2 separate regions of the Homo sapiens genome follow, and region 2 is linked to region 1. Evidence: chromatin loops called from intact Hi-C (ENCODE). Cell type or tissue: sigmoid colon. All regions are shown on one strand. Region 1 overlaps MLLT1 (MLLT1 super elongation complex subunit). Region 2 overlaps RFX2 (regulatory factor X2).

What was found. A loop is a pair of places that touch in the nucleus more often than their neighbours do. Peaks named below come from ENCODE experiments on the same cell type or tissue, not always from the same donor. Only the 100,000 strongest peaks of a DNase experiment are listed, where the experiment ranks them.
Region 2: a loop joins it to region 1, with 2.4 times the contacts of the local background. A loop is called at or near these places in 18 of 110 quality-filtered maps.

What each region holds. Positions count from the first base shown.
Region 1 is chr19:6,269,623-6,273,622 of GRCh38, forward strand. MLLT1 (MLLT1 super elongation complex subunit) reads right to left here. Exons shown (of 12, transcript NM_005934.4): 2 at 957-1,137. Among named protein-coding and RNA genes, the nearest start is that of MLLT1, 8.4 kb to the right of the region's middle. RefSeq lists an enhancer at 3,474-4,000. In sigmoid colon, CTCF peaks have their summits at 1,712 (motif pointing left) and 1,915; DNase peaks (open chromatin) are centred at 2,219, 2,629 and 3,835; H3K4me3 peaks cover 2,115 bases; H3K27ac peaks cover 2,154 bases.
Region 2 is chr19:6,054,976-6,058,975 of GRCh38, forward strand. The region is part of intron 1 of RFX2 (regulatory factor X2); the gene reads right to left. Among named protein-coding and RNA genes, the nearest start is that of RFX2-AS1, 5.6 kb to the right of the region's middle. In sigmoid colon, no CTCF peak of the experiment used is centred here; DNase peaks (open chromatin) are centred at 1,524 and 2,366; H3K4me3 peaks cover 1,047 bases; H3K27ac peaks cover 2,825 bases.

The DNA.
Region 1 (4,000 bases):
AGGGTCCTGGGTCCCGGGTCCCGGGAAGCTCTTGCTTCAACCTAAGCACACCCACGCTTGTGCACGGCTCACCTCCCGTGGCCCCTGGAGCTCCCGGGACCCCCGTATTGCAGGGTAGAGGGGTCACCAGCCCAGCCAGGGCTCTTCCCACCCTGAAGTGCTTCCTACAGAAAGTCCCTCATTCCTTTATCAAGACATCACCCAAGAAGCATTTATCGAACCCCTGTGATGTGCCGGGCTCCGGGCTTCACACTGGCGACTCAGCGGTAAGAAAAGTAGACGCGGCCCCAGCCCTGATGGCGCTCACCAGACCACCACCTCACTCTCCGATTCCCCACCACAGCCTTTCCCTAGGGCTCACTTCCCCAGGAGGGCATCCCTGATCATAAACTGGGTGACTTCCTGCCTGTGCCCCGTCACACTGCACCCTCCAGGAAGGCCAGGGCCCCCACGCCACAGGTGGAGACGCTGACAGAATACACGACTGAGGCACTCGTGCTGAATCAATGACGGCCTGAGGCTTGAAGGGAGAGGGAAGACACGGAAAAGACAGTGGTGACATGAGCTCCGGCATTCTTTCTGCCCCAAATATTGGGAATTCTTCACATGGCACACAAACAAACATAGGCCCGGTCGGCAACTTCCTGATCACTCACCAGCCGGCTGACTTCACCTGTCCCACCCATGCCAACCTGGCTGTGCTCCCTGGCTGCTTCCCAGAGCCCGGGTCTAAATCACGACACAACAGACCGCCACCACCTCCTTCGGTTCTTCCTACGACTAACTCAACAGCTGGAGGTGACACGGCTCCAGTGCCCCCACGCCGAGGGACGCAAGCTGGAACCTCATGGTTGGAGGGGTCCTGCTGCTCCTGAGGGAGGGGTGGAGCCTGGCCTTGGGAGGAGTGAAGACAGATGGGTCCGTGCTGTGGGCACTCAGGGCTTGAGGCCACTCACCGCGTCTGGGCTTGGGGAAGCTGTCGTGCAGCCAGAAGACCACCTTCTCCACGAAGTGCTGGATGTCACATTGCTCGGGGCCGCGGACAAACACCATCCAGTCGTGAGTGAACCCCTCCGTGGTGGGCTTCTTGCGCAGTTGGGCGCGATGCCCCAGCTCTAACCTCACCTGGACGGTGCACTGGAGGAGAGAGAGGTGGGGAGATGAAGTCAGCACACGCCTCCAAGCAGGGGACTGTCCCCTTACCCACAGAGAACTTTCGATAAAGACCCCCAGCAGTGCAATACGCTCTCAACCCAGTGAGCAGCACACAGACGGCTTCCTATCGCGCCAGCACCTTGCCGCAGACGTCCCGTGCCTTCTCCCCTCCGTACTCCCACACAGACCCCGTGTCTCCTCTCATCCACCGCCTCATCCTCAATTCCACCCGCACAGCCTCCTCACCGGTCCCCAGCTCAGCCCAGCTCACTCCTGCCTCGGGGCCACCACACTGGCCTAGGATCCTCTGCTCCTGAGACTTCCCACACTGGCGCCTCTTGTCACTGGGCTCTCAGCTTGACTGTCCCTCTGCAGGGAAGCCTCCCCTGACCACCGATCCAAAAGCATCCACCACCGCTCCCATCACTCTATCATAGAGGATGCTCTTCCGAGCACTTTCACTATCAAAAGTCATCTTGCTGATGGCTGTCGGTGTCTCTGCCACCTAAGCTTGTTGACTCCAGCATTTTCATTCCCAAGCACGCATCACAGCGCCTCCCGGAGGCCCCTCTCCTTTCCCTAAGTCATCAGCTACAACACTGGCTTTCAGTTTCAAAAGCAGAATGGGAGGTTCCCAAGAAGAAGGCAGAGGCCAGCCTGCGGCCCCCTGGTGACCGGTCCCAGGTGGACCCGTGGCCTGGGCAGCCCAGCTCCCTCCGCTGAGCACATGTCGTGTCTGACACTTTGCTCTGAAATACAAGGCAGCTCAGGCCAGTTCCATGCCACTGAACACAAAGTTGCATGCCTTCAAAGCACTCTTCATACCTAGGTTGGCCAAAACCACCAACAGGGAACCTACAGTAAATATCCACCCTGCTTTGTAAAAACCTCCCCAGACTTTTCACAGATACGGCCCTGACACCCGCTATCAAATACAAGAATGTTACAAAATAAAGCAGCAGCCAAGCGCACACTTGCTTCTAAGTGCTGAGATAGCCGGGAGCCAGCCAGACCATGGCCTGAGTCCCACACCCTCCCCTGACAGAGCCGCCCTCCCGGGCCCCAGACCAGACAGCTCCCATCTGCGCCTTTCCACGCCATCGCTCGGCAACTGGCCAGGTGTGTCCCAGTGGCTGCAATCCCTCCAGTACCTGTCTCTTCTTTGGCATTTCGAGGCCCCGTTCAGACCCCGCCACCTGGCTGAGTGCCCCGGCGCCTGGCCGGCTTCCCTCCCTCTCCGTCCCCCTCTGAGCTCTCAGTTGTCACGCGATGGAGCCGCTGGGGCAGGCAGATCCTATCGCCCCCACCCCCGCCCGCCATGTTAAAGCTTTCCACGGCTTGTCACTCCCTCAGAAGGAAGCCCGAGCCCCGCGCACGTCTTCCACGCGTGTATTTCCTCAAGTCTGAGACGCTCGTCTCTTTTCATGTCCTAACCCTTTTGAAGTCAGAGTCCAGCCTGCACACAGGCGCACACGTGCACACACAGACACAGAAGCTGCTCCTGAGTTGGTGGCGCTGTCCTGGTATCTCAGAGTCCCAGAACTGAGGAAATGCAGGAAACGCGCACATTCCAGCTCAATCCTACAGCCAGCCCCAGACACACCAGGAACAGCCACCCTATCTCTCTTCATCTCTTCTAGTGCCGCAGCCTGGGTGCCCTAAGCTCGTTTCAAAACCCTACTCATCTCAAGTCCTGGCTCACACGCTGCCCTGTCCAGGGCCCTTTCTGGTAGCCACGCTGGAGACCAACCTTGAGTCCCCACAGAAGCCTGTGGACAGCTCCACGGGAGCCCCTTCATCCCATCCCCCGCTCCTGGGTTGCTGACGCAGCCCCCAGGGCCCCTGTGAACTCTCTGAGAGCAGGGACTACATCTTGTTCGTCCTCTTAGCCTCTATCTTGAAACCACGGGACAGGAGGCCTGGACGATGCTGGATTAATTAAACCAGAGAGCCTCTCAGGTCAGGGAGTTCTAAATGCTGCTTTTGGAGACGGCAGGGCCATGGTGGCAGATAAGGACAGGCCAGTTCCAGCATGTGGAAGAACTGGCCAGAGAGGCTGAGGGTCTGTGCGCACAGCAAGCCAGGTATAAGAAATGAGGCGGAGGCGTGCAATTTCTATTTGGCAACTTAAAAAGTAAACTGAAACATGTACATGATACAGATGTACAATTTTTATTTGTCAACTAAAAATTAATTTTTAAAAGGAAAGGGGGCAGAGGGGATTCCCTTGGCTCAGGACGACTGTCCCTCTGGAGTTCCCTGGGAAAAGAGGGCAGGGACTCCCTAGGGACCAGGCACACTGCAGGGGGTGCCTGGGATCAGGCCGGAGACAAAAGAAATAACCCGTCGTCATAAGTGGCTGACAGATATGGGAAACGGTCTCGGAGTCAAAAGCCCCCGGCCCTCTGTGTAAGGCCTGGGGTGCAGGCAGAAAAGGGCGAATGGCAAACTAACAGCAACCCCAGCCCATGAGGAGGCAACCAGAAGGAGTGGCTGGAAAAAGGGGTGAACACAGCCCAAAGCCACAGAACTGACAGGACCCGAGGGTGGAGGACATTCAGGTAACCCCAAGATCCGGGCAGCAGGGACATTCACGACCCCAGTGTGGGAAGAAAGTGGGGATGGACGGAAGATCAGGCGCACTCATAAACCCCCGGCGCTGCGGATTCATGAGGATCTCAGGTAAAAGTACCCCCACCAAACACACGAGGTGAGGGCTGAGCACCGGCATGGCAATACTCAGGCCAAGCACGAGTGTCTGCCTGAACACCACCGCATTCCAACAAACCCAAAACAACACTGACATTAGCCCCGAGCGGCCATGACCACCCTCTATGCTTACACG
Region 2 (4,000 bases), 210 kb before region 1:
CCTAATATATCTACATCTATATCTATATATATAAACTCCTACAATTCAATATAAGATGACAAATAACTTAAAAAAATGGTACTTCACAAAGCAAGATATACAGATGCCCAAAAGTACATGAATAGTGGTCAGCCTCATTAGTCACTAGGGAAATGCAAATTCAAACTATATCAAGATATCACTAAATACTCACTAGAATGGCTAAACCTGACAAGTCTGACAACATCCAATGTTGTAAGTACATGGAGCAACTAAAACTCTCACACACCCCCATGTGTAGATATGAATGATATGACCACACTGGAAAGAGGTTTGGCAGTTTTCTAGAAAGTTAAACCTGCCCTTTAACCCAGAATTCCTCTTGTAGTTTTTATCCAAGAGACATGAAGACATATCTCTTCAAAAAAATAATAACAACTTGTATAAGCATGTTCATAGCAGCTTTTTGTTTGTTGGTTTTTGTTTTTTGTTTTTGAGACAGGGTCTCCCTCAGGATAAAGTACAGTGGCACAATCACAGCTCACTGCATCCTCAACCTCCCAGGCTCAAGCGATTCTCCCACTTCAGCCTCCTAAGTAGCTGGGACTACAGGCACGCAGCACCATACCCGGCTAATTTTTGTATTTTGGGTAGAGACAGGGTTTCACCATGTTGCCCAGGCTGGTCTCAAACTCCTGGGCTCAAATGATCTGCCCACCTCAGCCTTATTCATAGCAGTTTGATTCAGTCACCAAAAAGTAAAAATAACCCAAATGTTCCTCATCAGGAGAGTGGACGAGAAATTGCAGATTATGATGATTTAAAGATTCATATTGAAAACCCTAAAACAACCACTAAAAATGGAAAAGAAGAGCATAGCTAAAAAGCTAATAGAGGAATACTACTGGAATACTCTTCATGAATAGAAAGGAATTAATTACTGAAATTCACAATGCATGGATGAATCTCAAAATCATTACGCTGAGTGAAAGAAGTTGAGTCCAAAAGAGTAGATGAGTAGAGTGGATTAAAACTAAAGTTAAAAAAAAATCATAATAGTGGGTGGGGGGGCAGGTGGCGGTGGGCGAGAGTGACTGGAAAGGGACAGGAGGGGACACTCCAGTGAGATGGACGCATTCTGTATGATAATACAGTGTGCGGTTACATGGAGTCGTGATTTGTCAAAATTAGCCAGCTAAGGTTTGTGCACTTACTGTATGTGAATTTTAACAATGACAACGAAGCCTGTAAAAATACAAGGGTGGAGAGGAGGACGGAGAGTGGGTACAGGTATCCAGGTGTTATAAGAATGGCAGGACCCTGACACCCTGTAGAGGGTGGTGGCTTCATAAGTTTCATTGCATTGTGTATTTACTTTGTGGATGTTTGAAATTTCCATGATAAGGAGTTAAACAAACACACACACAAGACACCAGCGATGAGCAGGAGTGGCTCATGATCCTGGCGGTGCTTCCAGGTAAGCGCAGTAGCTCACATGGTCCTCCCAGAAGGGGTGATGCTGGATCCTGAGTAACTCCTCCACCTGGCAGAGGAGAGCGCAGCAGAGAGTGGGCAGAGGGCAGGGCCCCGAGGGCGTGGGTGTACTCAAGGTAAAGTCCACAGGGCACAGGGACGCACACTGTGGAGCACCTTTGCAGCACCCAGTTTGGGAACCCCTCAATCCAGTGCAAGACAGTAGATGTGAGTGAGTGGAGGCCATGCTTCTTCTCTGAACCTGAATCTGCTGTGGGAACTTGGACCCATTCAGTGACTGCCCTGCCGTCCTTGCTTTCTCGCGTTCCTTTGTCCTCTCTTCTGTTTTTCTTCCTGTGGCGAGGACCTGGGCAGTCTTACTTTGACTGCCTTCCCCTGTGTCCTCTTAGACTGGGTTACAGGAGCCTCGGAACAGCCAATATAAAGGGGAGGGGCCGCAACACGACCTGTCACCCAGCCTGGCCCTGCCTGGCCAACGGGCTTGGCTGGCCCAAAGCTCCCTCCCTCGTGCCTCAGAAATATGCCCGGAGTGCTGTTTATAAGCTGAGCACGTTTCATTTACCATCTGGTCCAAGATCAGGGCGGGCATGAAATAAAGGGGAAAAGCACAGAACCAGCGGCGCAATTTCCCCTCCTTGGCCGGCACCAGCCTTTGGAATCCACGAAACGCTCATTTGACCTTGAACGAACATTCAAGTGAACCAGATGCGCACTTGACCTTTTGGAGCCACTGCTGAGTCAAACGCGCCAGTGGGAACATCTCCCGTGGCTTCCTGACTTCATGTGAGGGGGCACAGGAGAGACGCAGCTAGAAGCAGCCCTGGACTACGGCCGTGATGAATGAATCTGCCTGGGCACAAAGGGAAGAGGCTTCTGTTTACAGAAAAATACTCCCATCACCTAGTAACCAGCAATGTCAGGAAAGGAAATGCAGAAAACGCTGAGAGCAATTTCTGGGCCCGTTCCTGGCTGAGCCGCTGACTCACTGCGACCTTAAGCAATCTCTCTTCTATTCCTGTTCCTCCATATGCCAAATGGAGCTGTCACCTGCCTCACATAGTTCAGATCAGTATTTAGACAATGTTTTGTCATCTTTGGTGATAATTGGGGCAGAGTTAGCTGAGTGGTTTTAGTTACCTTCATTCTGATTGGCTGATGAGCCTCGGTGTTTGGGAGGCACGTGGCCTCCTCCGGCCATCAGCTCCTCCTCTCCTGGTACTCGCTGGCCTCCAGATGGTACCAGAGTTCATCTGCCCTAAGAAAGCAATTAATTTCCTCCCTCTGAACAAGAAGGAACAAGCCCGGAGTGCTCTCAGGAGTACCAGTTGCTTCAAAGCCCAGATTCTGTCCTGGTAGCTTGTCTTAACACTCCCAGTGTCATTAGGCTGCCCAGAAAAGTCTTGTCCGTTTCCTTCTCCCGGCTCCCCTCTGAGGGCCAGGTCCTCGGAGTAAGTGATGCGTGTTTTAAGATTCTGTCCTCACTGTTCAGGCTTGTGTGGCCTGGCCCCACGCACAGGGAGGACACCTCCAAGCCATCTCCTTGCCGAAAAGTGGATTCTCGAACCCTCCTTGATGGTGGAACCATGTCCTTTCTGGCACCAGGATTACTCCCTGTGGACCCAGTTGGTTCTCAGTGCCAAGAGTTATTACTCTGCCCTGATAATCACCAAAGATGACAGTGTGTGTCCCCACTTGGCACTGTGGACATTGGGGACGGATCCATCTCTGGGCTGGGGCCGTCCTGAGCACTGCAGGGTGCTGAGCAGCATCCCTGGCCTCCGCTCACTCCATGCCAAGAGCACCCCCAGTTGTGACAACCACAGATGTTCCCAGACATTGCCCAGTGTCCCCTGGGGCGCAGAAGGACCTCTGTTCAAAATGGATTTGTGATGTCTAAGAAGGGGTCTGGACAAACAGCCCCCGAGTAAAACAGGCCTGTAGACAGGGTGAGAACAGGAAGATGAAAAAGGAGAGTAGGCAGGATGCAAAATCATGACAATTCAGCCAGGCAAGGAGTGTGAAATAAATGAACAGGACCCTCTGAAGGCTACCCACACATTCCAGAGCAGCAGGCTTCAATGCACACCAAGGGCAACCATCGTTCCCTCCGTGCCTAAGCCACGGGGGTGCCCGTCATTCCTCACTTTTGGGTTTTTTTTTTTTCTCCTCTTGTAGCAATGGGCTTTCAAGGACTGGAGCTGGCTCCGAGCTTCTCTGAAATCAAGTATCTTCAGAATTCAAATTCCTTTTTCTTTTCGTAAGAATTGGGCTTCTGTTCCTGTTTTCTTCTCAGGAGCCAAACTTTCCCTCCTTTCTCTAGAAAAGGATCAGAACCAAGCCCTTGACAACTGGCCTGAGAAAGGGCTGTTTGCAGACTGGAAGGGGGATGGGGGAGTGCAGACACCCAGTAGGCCCTTAAGTCGCAGGTTCTAATCTTCAGAGGCTGAGAGCAGGCTGCGCTGACAAGGCCTCCCCTAAGCCAGGGACCCCCGTCTTAACAGTGGAAACACCCGTTCCTTCCCCTTTA